Linked DNA regions of Mus musculus: all the other regions are linked to region 3. Evidence: chromatin loops called from intact Hi-C (ENCODE). Cell type or tissue: left cerebral cortex. All regions are shown on one strand. Region 1 has its middle 290 kb from the start of Gm40548. Region 2 has its middle 28 kb from the start of Gm40548. Region 3 has its middle 190 kb from the start of Gm40548. Region 4 overlaps Gm40548 (a long non-coding RNA gene).

Region 1 (2,500 bases), 110 kb after region 3:
TAACCTGGACCCCCGAGACCTCTCAGATAGTGAGCCATCAACCAGGCAGCATACACTAGCCCCATACAGCAGAGGACTGCCTGGTCTGGCCTCAGTGACAGAAGACACACCTAAACCTTGAGAGAGACTTGAGGCCCCAGAGGGGGGGGTCTGGTGGGGTAGGGAGTGGGTACATCTTGGAGACAGGAGAGAAGGAATGGGATGAGGAACTGTCTGAAGGTAGATCGGGAGGGGGATAATGACTGGACTGTAAAAAATAATTAAATAATAATAATAATAATAATATGTAAACTCTTGACATGAAGAAAAATTCTTTCTGTTTTCCTTTATGCTTTATTTCCCTTGATGGATTTGGCCCAGTCCAAATACTCATAGGAGAGAGAACAAGCTATATTCATTTCTGAGTTGTCTGGCAACTCATGACTTAGAACTGAAATTTCATTCTAAGAATGGCAGACTCCCTGGGGCCTGAATGTCCACGGTGCTAGAGAGTTGTTTTTGGTGTTGGCTTGGATGCCTAGTGTCTCTCCCTCATTTAGTTCAAAGGCCATGGAGGCTTGGTACATTCCACTATCTACAAGGTCCTGAATGAGGGCAGTTGAGTCAGCAACTGGAGAGGAGGAGGGAAGTAGGCACTTTCACTGTGTTGCAAAGCAAGGGTCACTGTGGTTGTCTCCCTGTTTGCCCTGAGTTGGACCTTTGTGACTGAAGAGCAGAGTTGCTTTTCCACAGATATATGTATACTTGTGATGGACTGCGTGTCATATCTACTGTGAAGATTAGCTAGATAAAAGAGAGAAAACATAAAAAGGTGGTACACTCAAGTAGTTGTGTAAACTAGGGCCATGAAAGCTGTAATTTGAAAACTACGTGGGTGGTAGTGTTGCTGAAGAGAGGAAGGAAGAGATAATTATGGGAAAAATACCTCAGACACATACATCAAGAGATACTAATTACATAACGTGGTTAATTTAGGAAATGTAGCTGACTTAGAGTCACATTGTTCATGACTTCAGATCTTGAAGCAGTATCAAAATGACCGTGGGACATGCTGGCATAGTTTAGGAGGAATGAGAAGAATACTGCTAAAAATCTAACACGTTAAAGTTGTAGTAGTTTGCCATGTATTTTGCCTTTTTTTGTTCTCAATGTTAATGAAATAGCTTTTACTACAGGTATTGCTGTGCCTGTCAGATGAGAGAACTGAGTCCAGGAGTGATCTCTTTATCCAAGTGTGAAAACTGAAGGTCTTTCAGATGCCTGAATTCTTTCATTTGCAAAGATATTCTTGCCGAAAATTGTGACTAAGTGAATACAAACAAAAGCACTTCCTTGGATAGGCCAATGCGAATGCAGGGTTTTATCCTCAAGAAGGATGCTGAAAGAGACTGAACCCCTGGGAAGATCCTAAAATGGAAGCCTCTTTAAGAGTTGTTCTACAATTCTTCTTATTACTGTTAGCTTCATATTACTGTTAGCCAACTTGAGAACTTCAAAAGGCATCCACTAAGTAATAACTCAATAAGGAATGAGGATATTATTCTTTAACTAATATTGAAGGTAGCACCTTTTGTGGCTAGATTAAATGAAAATTATATCAGTTTTGTAGACACATAAAAATTTGTCCAAATACAATTTGGAAGAAAGCTGCTCTAGGGAGAAGGCAAAACTATCCCTCTTTCTTTTGAATATTCATCCTGTTTCCATTTTGTGTGTGTAATTATTCTCTGTTTCTTCTGACAAAGGCTAGAATTACAAAGAGGAATTGTCCCACCCTCAATCTTTGTATCTATATGTCTTTTCCCAGACTAAAACCAACTTGATTCCTTCTCCTCAAAAATGAATTAGCTTGTTTCAGCACAATGACTTCAACACTTTTTTTTTCTTTAGCATCTCAAATATTTATACCAATTTGTCAGCAGTAAGTATCAGTGACAGGTGGAGCTCCAGTATTATTTATGCTGAGATAACCAATCTTTACCTCTTTGGCTGCTTTCTTGAAAGATGATGCTTGGGAAAATAAAATACAGCATTTATCATTGTTCAGTTGGCTGTGGGATGTGGGATTTGCTCTCTGCTTTGAGCTCATTGGTTCAAACAGCAGAGCCTTGCAGAACCCCTCTTTTATTTTTATTTTATTTATTTATTTTTAATTTTTAATTAATTAATTAATTTTAAACTGCAGATTTTATTCCCCTCCCAGTAGACCCTCCAACTGTTCCACATCCCATACCTCCTCCCTGCCCCCTGTCTCCATGAGGATGCCCTCAACCTCTACCCTCACCCCACCTGACAGCTAAACTCCCTGGAGCCTTCAGTCTCTTGAGGGTTAGGTGCATCATCTCTGATTAACCCAGACCTGGCAGTCTTCTGCTGTACATGTGTTGGAGGCCTCATATCAGCTGGTGTATGCTGCCTGGTTGGTGGTCCAGTGTCTGAGAGATCTCAGTGGTCCAGGTTAATTGAGACTGTTGGTTCTCCTACCAGGTTACCCTCCTCT
Region 2 (2,500 bases), 160 kb before region 3:
TCCCAGGCTCTGCTCGATACTCAGACGATTTATGCTGTCTCAGTGACCGTGTTATCACATTGATAAGAAATGGAGGATATTCAAAAGCCCAGAGTTCTAACTGAATCTTAGTAAGTTCTCAGAAGCTTGGACGCCTAGCAGAAGCCTGTCCAAATTTCTTGTCTGTTTTGTACATTTATTTGCCTTTTAAATTAAGGGATGCGGGGCTTTTACACGCCATCAAGAGATCCAAAGGCAGATAGAAATTTAAAAATGATTAGTGAATAAAATACGGTCACAATACTGTAAGACACCTATGCCCAAGTCGCTTACAGTTACTGATTTATGAGTTAGACAGTCTTGCTATGTTACCTCAGCTGGCACTGAACTGAGGACTTCAAAGGATCCTCCTGCTTTAGTCTCTCAAGCAGCTGGGACTATAAGAATGTGGTCTCACAGGCCTGAGAGGCTTAATGTATTCAGTTTGCTGGCTTATCCTTTTATGGTTTTTGAGATTATGATCTGATTGCATCATTCCCCCCTCTACTTCTTCCCACCACACCCTTTTACACTACATGCTCCTCCTTGAGTTCTTTCAATTTCATGGCCTATTTTTTCATTAACTGTTGTTTCACGCGCGCGCGCACACACACTGTCTCTCTCTCTCTCTCTCTCTCTCTCTCTCTCTCTCTCTCTCTCTCAAGTAAAGAAGTACCGCCTTCTCACCTTCTCTGTCTGTATTTAGTGTGCTCTTTCCAATCTTAACTCATCTGAACACAAGTCTGAAGCCTGACCATTGTTTAGCTTATAATGTGATCACGTCATTACTTGTTCAAATTAACAAAACAGTGGGTAATATTCCGGGCTGCAACATTTTTTTTTCTCTTTTCTATATCCATTCGCACAGGGCTCAGAGGTTAAGAGTACATGCTGCTCTTTTAGAAGGTACTCGTTTGATTCCCAACACTCACAGTTCACAAGTTCTTGTAACTCCAGATACAGGGGAACAGTCAGCTCAGGTCTTCACCAACAGAAGCACATACCCACACAGACCCTCTTCCGTATATAATTAACAAATATAAAATTTAAAAGAATAAAACCAACTGATGATACTGTTGAGAAGAGTGGTGTTTAGTGTACTTCAGTGTTGATATAAGTTGCTGCTTAATTTAAAACTGCCAGGAAAGGAGATGCCATTGCCAAAGAGAATCTGGGCAAAGTCTATACATAGTCTCTTGGAATTGACAGGGATGTGCAAAATTCTAACACGTCTGAAAGACTATCACTCCTTGTAGTTAGCCACCATCTGGGAATGTAACCACCCAGGGTTGACATAGCCAGTGATTAAATGCAGTAGAAGTTCTCACCCACAGGCAAGAACAAATCACCTTGCTGTGAGTTATGAGAACATACATGCTTCTTGCATGCTATAACAAACCATTAACTCCCGGCTCCTGTGTGATGGAAAGTTATCAGTACACTGAGGTACATATGGAGACATTTTCAAATGCCCTTCCAATCTGCTTTTATTTCTGAGAAGCATCTAAAACCACACCATAAAGCCAAAGAAAACAAAACACAAACAAAAAAGTCATATTCCTCACGCTTTTCCTTCATGCTTCAACTTTGCCTATTCTATTTCTGGTTTTATTCATTTTCTAAAGCCATTTTCCTTTCTTGTGTGAGCATCAAATACTGACATGGCTGTTACATCCCCTTGGCTTTTCCCCAGATGAACTTTATCACTCCAAGAGCCATTTCAGATGCTCTGCCACACATTAGCCAAGACCAACATTTCACTCTGTTAAACTACAGAAAAATTCTCTTTCCTTAGACAACCATTTAATTTCGTTCTTCAAAGGAGCCTAGGCAGGGGCAGTAAATATGCTGGGTTGCTTTTCTCTTCAGTATCTTACATCACCAATGTTTTGCCCACTCATCCCCACTTTCTCTCTTTCTAACTTCATCCTCAGTATTTCTGTATCTAGAAAGATCTAGAACAAAAAATACACAGGAAACATTTCATGTTGGTCTTGAATTTCTCTTTCAAGAACAAGAGAATCAATGGTTTGTGGAGAAATTAGAACAAAAGCTGTCTTTTCTTGAGTATTTTCTTAAGTAGGAGAAGCCATTTCATTGTTTGTAATAAAGGGCTATAGATGGTCAAGTTCACGGAATTTATCAACTTTTTTTTAATTTTGTTTTTTTTAATTAGGTATTTATTTCATTTACATTTCCAATGCTATACCAAAAGTCCTCCCCCCAGTTGTCCCCCCCCCCCACTCCCACTCCCACTTCTTGGCCCTGGCGTTCCCCTGTACTGAGGCAGATAAAGTTTGCACGACCAATGGGCCTCTCTTTCCCCTGATGGCCCACTAGGCCATCTTCTGATACATATGCAGCTAGAGACACGAGCTCTGGGGGGGGTGGGGGTACTGGGTAGTTCATATTGTTGTTCCACCTATAGGGTTGCAGATCCCTTTAGCTCCTTGGTTACTTTCTCTAGCTCCTCCATTCAGGG
Region 3 (2,500 bases):
CACTAGGCCTCACTTCCTAAGATGCCATGTAGCTATGAACTTCAGTGACAGTAATACATTGATCAAGTTAGCAGTCTCATGATCCATCAGCTGAAGACCAAGACTCACATACAGGAAATCTTCTTGAGGAATATATCATATGCAAACCATAACAAAGTATTGAAACTCACCAAGTTTGCTACCAGCACGACCCTATGTATCCTGGGCATAAAATGAAAGAATTTGCTGAGATAACTCATTAGTGTGATTCCTATTTAATAATGTTTTTGTTTTATTCGTCCTATTTTAATCTCAGTGCTGTGTGTTTTCATGATACAAAAATCATTAACATGATAATCAAAACATCAACAAAATAAACTATGTTTTCAGGTACTCAAATAGGGGGAGAACACTTATTTCCCCAACTTTTTTTCTGTTTCAATATAATTCTCGACAGCAGACTAATCTATACTAATCTATGTTGTAAGAAAACTCAAATGAAGCAAACAGTTGAAGACTTGGAAGATGCAACTAATCTCCAGTAAACATCTTTCCCCTTGCTTCAAGCCACCTTCATTTTTTCTTAAAAGTATCATAGAGAAATCTTACTAGATAGTATCAACTATGCTCAGTTTTTAGCAGTGATGCTGACCTTTATGGGGAAAATTCAAAGAGAATTTTGTGTCAACATAACACCTTCTTTTAAATAAAACATGGATGACTGCCACTTATAACACGATAGCTTCTGCATTTGTGGAAGACATTAATTTTCAAATCTGTGCCCGACCTTCTCTTCAGAGGTCCACCGCTGCATCAGGTTTGGGAGAGTGATTTCTGAAAAATAGTGTAAATAGCCTGTGTTTTGTAAATTACCTAAATTACTAAATGGGCACTGGCATTTTTGAAGAATTAAATTTACCTTCTGTGACCGAGTGAGCAATTTTCTTTCCACAGGTCATTTCCTTAATCCTAAACTCAGCCCATCTACAATAACACACTTCAAACGTTTCTGATGGGGGAAGAAGTAGGATTTTAAAACTCCAACTTATCAGCCAGCCTTGGGCTTCTTTAACACAGCATTTCAATACATAAATCAGCATATAAGTGCTAAGGTCAGCCCTTGGGGGAGGGCCAGGCAGTGTTTGACAGTATAGCAAAATTAGATCACATACAAATACTGATCCATTTATTTTAGGAAATCTGTTTTACAGGCTTCTTCACAATCCTTAATTTGAAGTAAAATGTAAGAAACAGCTCCTTCAAACTGTGGACTATGAAATGAGCTTAAAAGAGTTGATAGAAACAGTTTCCTGTTTCTCCATCTTTGAGGATTAGCATCTTTGAAATAGTAACTGCTGTCTCTTCACTGACATTCCCTGTTGCCCCCAGCTTTCACAACTTGAGTTTTAGTTAGAAGATATTGTAATGAACATTGTACCTATGTTTAGAGTGCTTGGTACAGGCTCTATTCTAGGAACTTTAGATGATCATGCATGTTACCACTAAAAACCCTCAGTTTCAAGCAAATACTAACAATACTCCTACTTGAGAGCCAAGGTAACAGAGGCACAAAGTACTTCTCTGGCTCCAGATGCTAAGCTTGTTTCAGTATAGTCCAGCTTAATTATCTTAATAGCTTTGAGTCAGTAAGATCTGTAGTAGGGCCTGAAATTTTTACAGTTTAACAAGTTCCCAAGTGATCCTGAGGCTGTGGTATGTATTGCTATGCCTCTGTAAAACCCACCACCCAGAAAAAGGATTTTGATGGCAGAAAACCAGTGAAGCCTTTTAGTGTTTTACATTGCAAAGGTTCCGAAAGTGAAGCCATGGAGGACTGTAGAAAGGATGCACTCACCCCTGCCTGGCACCACTGAAGCCTGCCACAGACAAGGAAAAACTTTTCGAGGTAGAAGGGATGGAACAATTTATAGCAGACACAGGTTTCTGAGATGAACCTGACATTTCTGCACTCCTCCTTAGGAGAGGCAGAGGGTCCAAGCTCCTGAGCAGACCAGTATTTGCATTTGGCTACTCTCTGGCCAATGAGGTGAGTGGAAGGGTTGCAGGGCTCTTTTCCAGTGCTCCACAAAAAGTGTGACAATTTTAATCAATAATACTGCTTAGAGGGAACACTGTTTATGCAAAACAGTCTTTCTAGGTTTGAACACATAAGACTTGCATTTACTGTCAGGCGGTGGCCACAGGAGCTGCAAGGCCCCAGAATTCTTGTTGCTTAGCTTGCTTCAGGAGAGACTGCAGAGATCATCTCTGTAGACAGAACAGACATCATTTCAGAACCTCAGCAAGAGGCCAAAGTAAGAAAAAAAATCTTTCCACTCTGAAAAATCTTTTCAACACTTTGGACCAGGATATGGCTGGAAGAAAGCAATTGTCTTAATGAGAATAGACCTGGAAAAAGGCTGGTCAGGGCTGCAATGCATGAACTGGTGGCTAAAACAATTAGAGAGATAAGAATGTCTCATGGTTGCTGTGTGCCTATCCTTGGCCACTTCTCCCTTTC
Region 4 (2,500 bases), 180 kb before region 3:
TCTTCCAAAGAGATGTTTCCAGTTTATATTTCTACCTTCTAGTTTTCCTTAGGTATAAGTTCTCATTTTCCTAAGACCTTCCATCATATTGAAAATTTATTCATAGCTTAATGTATATTAAAATATATCAAGTTCTTACTCCAAAGGCTCATAAATCCATACACACTCCATGCTCGCCCGCCATCATTATCAAGTCCCAAGTTACAGTGTGACAAAGGAGTATTTCAGTGGGCTGGCTTGAGTTTTCCTTGCTTTTGAAGGGAAACCTGAGTTCAGCGGTCTTGACAGAAACATTTCTGCCCCGTTGTTCTTGTAGTTGGTGCTCCACTGACTTTCTGTAGACAGACATTCATATCGATATGGGAAGGTTTCGCTTATGGCCCTAAATGAAACCATCACTTCATTTCCTGAATGTAGGTCAATCAGTCTTCCTGATTTCTATAAGAATTTTGGCATGCTTCCAGAAGAAATTCATCATGGAAAGGAAATGTACAAACGGCTCGTTTCTCTTGCCCCTAACTAGAAGTTTCTGACAATGACCTGAAAGAAGAGGAAGGGCATTTGTCTCTTTGTCAAGTTGTCGAGGAAACATCGCAGATCCTCTGGGAGTGAGGGCAGAGTTGGGAACTCAGAAGATTGGCCAGCCATGTCCTCTATCTGATTCCACTGACCAGTTGCTGCTGACAGCTTCCGGTGCCAGCAGAGGCCAGCCATGTCCTCTGCCCAGTTCCGCTGACCAGTTGCTGCTGACAGCTTCCGGTGCCAGCAGAGCCAGTTTTCTGTCTTGGGTATATCAAAATGTCACACTTTCTCCAATTCTGACAGTCAGTCCACAGTTTGCCCTAAATGTTTCCATTTTAGGCCTGCAAGTTAATAGGAGCATAGCTTGCTACATGCAAAACACATTTGGACTAATAAAAAATGGATGAGACCACCTGGCTGAATTTCTCTTCATCTAGACCTTGGGCTCAGTTTCTGCCCCATTTATTCAAGGTTGGGGCTGAATCCTCCTTGCCAAGTATAACAAGTGTGATCATTTCTGGTTTTTTTTTTTTTGTGTGTGCACATTTTTCACTTCAGTCCAAGTGGACACTCATCGAAGCAAATGTAAACCCTAATGTTTAAAGACTGCGTCCTATTCACGCATTCTGCCGGTAGGTGGCAGTAGTACAACACACAAAAAGTTAACGTGCTAAGTGGCGTCAAGAGAATGATGATGGGGATGAAGATGATGGTGATGATGACGACCACAACGTCTATGACAAAGGACCAATCATTCATCCTTAGAAGGCACTGTTTACATTCTAAGTTTTGTGATGTTTTCTCAGTATTGTTATTATTACTACTTACAATATACCTGAAATGGGAGATGAAAAGTTTGGTCCTTTGTTTATTTATTTATTTGTCTGTATTTTGGGTGGGAATAATCAAAATCAAAGCTGTGAGAGACTCACCCAACTAGCTCAGAAAATGATTGCCAGAATCAGCCCTGAAATTTTGGTCTGGAGATCCATCCAACCCCAACCTTTTATTCACTTGCATGTCTTTCCACGGAACACCACATTTTCTTGCATGTACGTTAGAACTTAAATTTACCAATGAGTTATAACTGGCCATCAAGATAAAGGAAGGAGGCCGAGTAAGCCATGCATTTATAGGGTTAAAATAGAAAGCAATTATTCCCGAAAAAGGGGGAGAAAAATGTTGTTTTAGGTTACCGTGTATGAGCTCCTTCTGTGTCCAGAAAACCTAGTGTGGTGAACACTGGGCTCTTGTAACTTCAGAGTCTCCTCCGTCGCATGTCACTTTGGACATGTGGATACCCCCTAAAGGAGGAGCCCTCAGACCACCTGAAACAACAGGAAATGGCCTAGTGCAGGGGCTGGACTTAGGCTGGTCCTTAGCTTCCCACAGTGGAGGAGAGGAGCTGTGTATAGGGAAGGGGGCCGCCATAAGAATAGGAACATTTCTCTCCAGTGGACTCTGCAGTGAGAAACCATCAGGGGCTAAGCAGGGCCCCGAGGATGGATGGGAGGTCTGTAGGTGGCTCAAGTAACGCATCGCACTCAGTGATCAGGCGCCTGTGCTTAAGGGCATTAGGATTAGAAAAAAAGTTATCACTACTTTTTCTTTTATTCTCCATATTGCTCTTGAAGCAGACTGAGTCACGAGAAGAATTCTACTTCCCTGGTTTTTTTTTTTGTTTGTTTGTTTTTTTGTTTTGTTTTTGGAAGAAGTTTGCAGTTTACTCACGCTTGTCAAGGCAACTGTAGTGCAAGCTAGAATAGAACCTTTCCTTAAAGTACTTGAGAGATGTCACCTGGGCAAATGGGACTGAAGGAGTTAAACTGTAGAGACCGAGGTGTCACCAGTGAATTAGGACATTTCATTAGGTAGCAGGGGCACAGGGCAGAGAAGACACAGTCTCTCTCTCCATTGGCGGGAGGTGGGATGGGGAGGGTAATAGATTTAAAAAACATTATTTTTACCCATTGTTGGG

What was found. A loop is a pair of places that touch in the nucleus more often than their neighbours do. Peaks named below come from ENCODE experiments on the same cell type or tissue, not always from the same donor. Only the 100,000 strongest peaks of a DNase experiment are listed, where the experiment ranks them.
Region 1: a loop joins it to region 3, with 3 times the contacts of the local background. A loop is called at or near these places in 2 of 42 quality-filtered maps.
Region 2: a loop joins it to region 3, with 2.1 times the contacts of the local background. A loop is called at or near these places in 2 of 42 quality-filtered maps.
Region 4: a loop joins it to region 3, with 2.3 times the contacts of the local background. A loop is called at or near these places in 2 of 42 quality-filtered maps.

What each region holds. Positions count from the first base shown.
Region 1 is chr12:92,294,084-92,296,583 of GRCm38, forward strand. No RefSeq gene overlaps it. Among named protein-coding and RNA genes, the nearest start is that of Gm40548, 290 kb to the left of the region's middle. In left cerebral cortex, no CTCF peak of the experiment used is centred here; a DNase peak (open chromatin) is centred at 999; H3K27ac peaks cover 328 bases.
Region 2 is chr12:92,028,120-92,030,619 of GRCm38, forward strand. No RefSeq gene overlaps it. Among named protein-coding and RNA genes, the nearest start is that of Gm40548, 28 kb to the left of the region's middle. In left cerebral cortex, no CTCF peak of the experiment used is centred here; a DNase peak (open chromatin) is centred at 1,262.
Region 3 is chr12:92,187,827-92,190,326 of GRCm38, forward strand. No RefSeq gene overlaps it. Among named protein-coding and RNA genes, the nearest start is that of Gm40548, 190 kb to the left of the region's middle. In left cerebral cortex, no CTCF peak of the experiment used is centred here; a DNase peak (open chromatin) is centred at 1,381; H3K27ac peaks cover 609 bases.
Region 4 is chr12:92,012,273-92,014,772 of GRCm38, forward strand. It overlaps Gm40548 (a long non-coding RNA gene), which reads left to right. Exons shown (of 4, transcript XR_872912.1): 4 at 317-1,370. Among named protein-coding and RNA genes, the nearest start is that of Gm40548, 12 kb to the left of the region's middle. In left cerebral cortex, a CTCF peak has its summit at 1,155 (motif pointing right); a DNase peak (open chromatin) is centred at 1,163.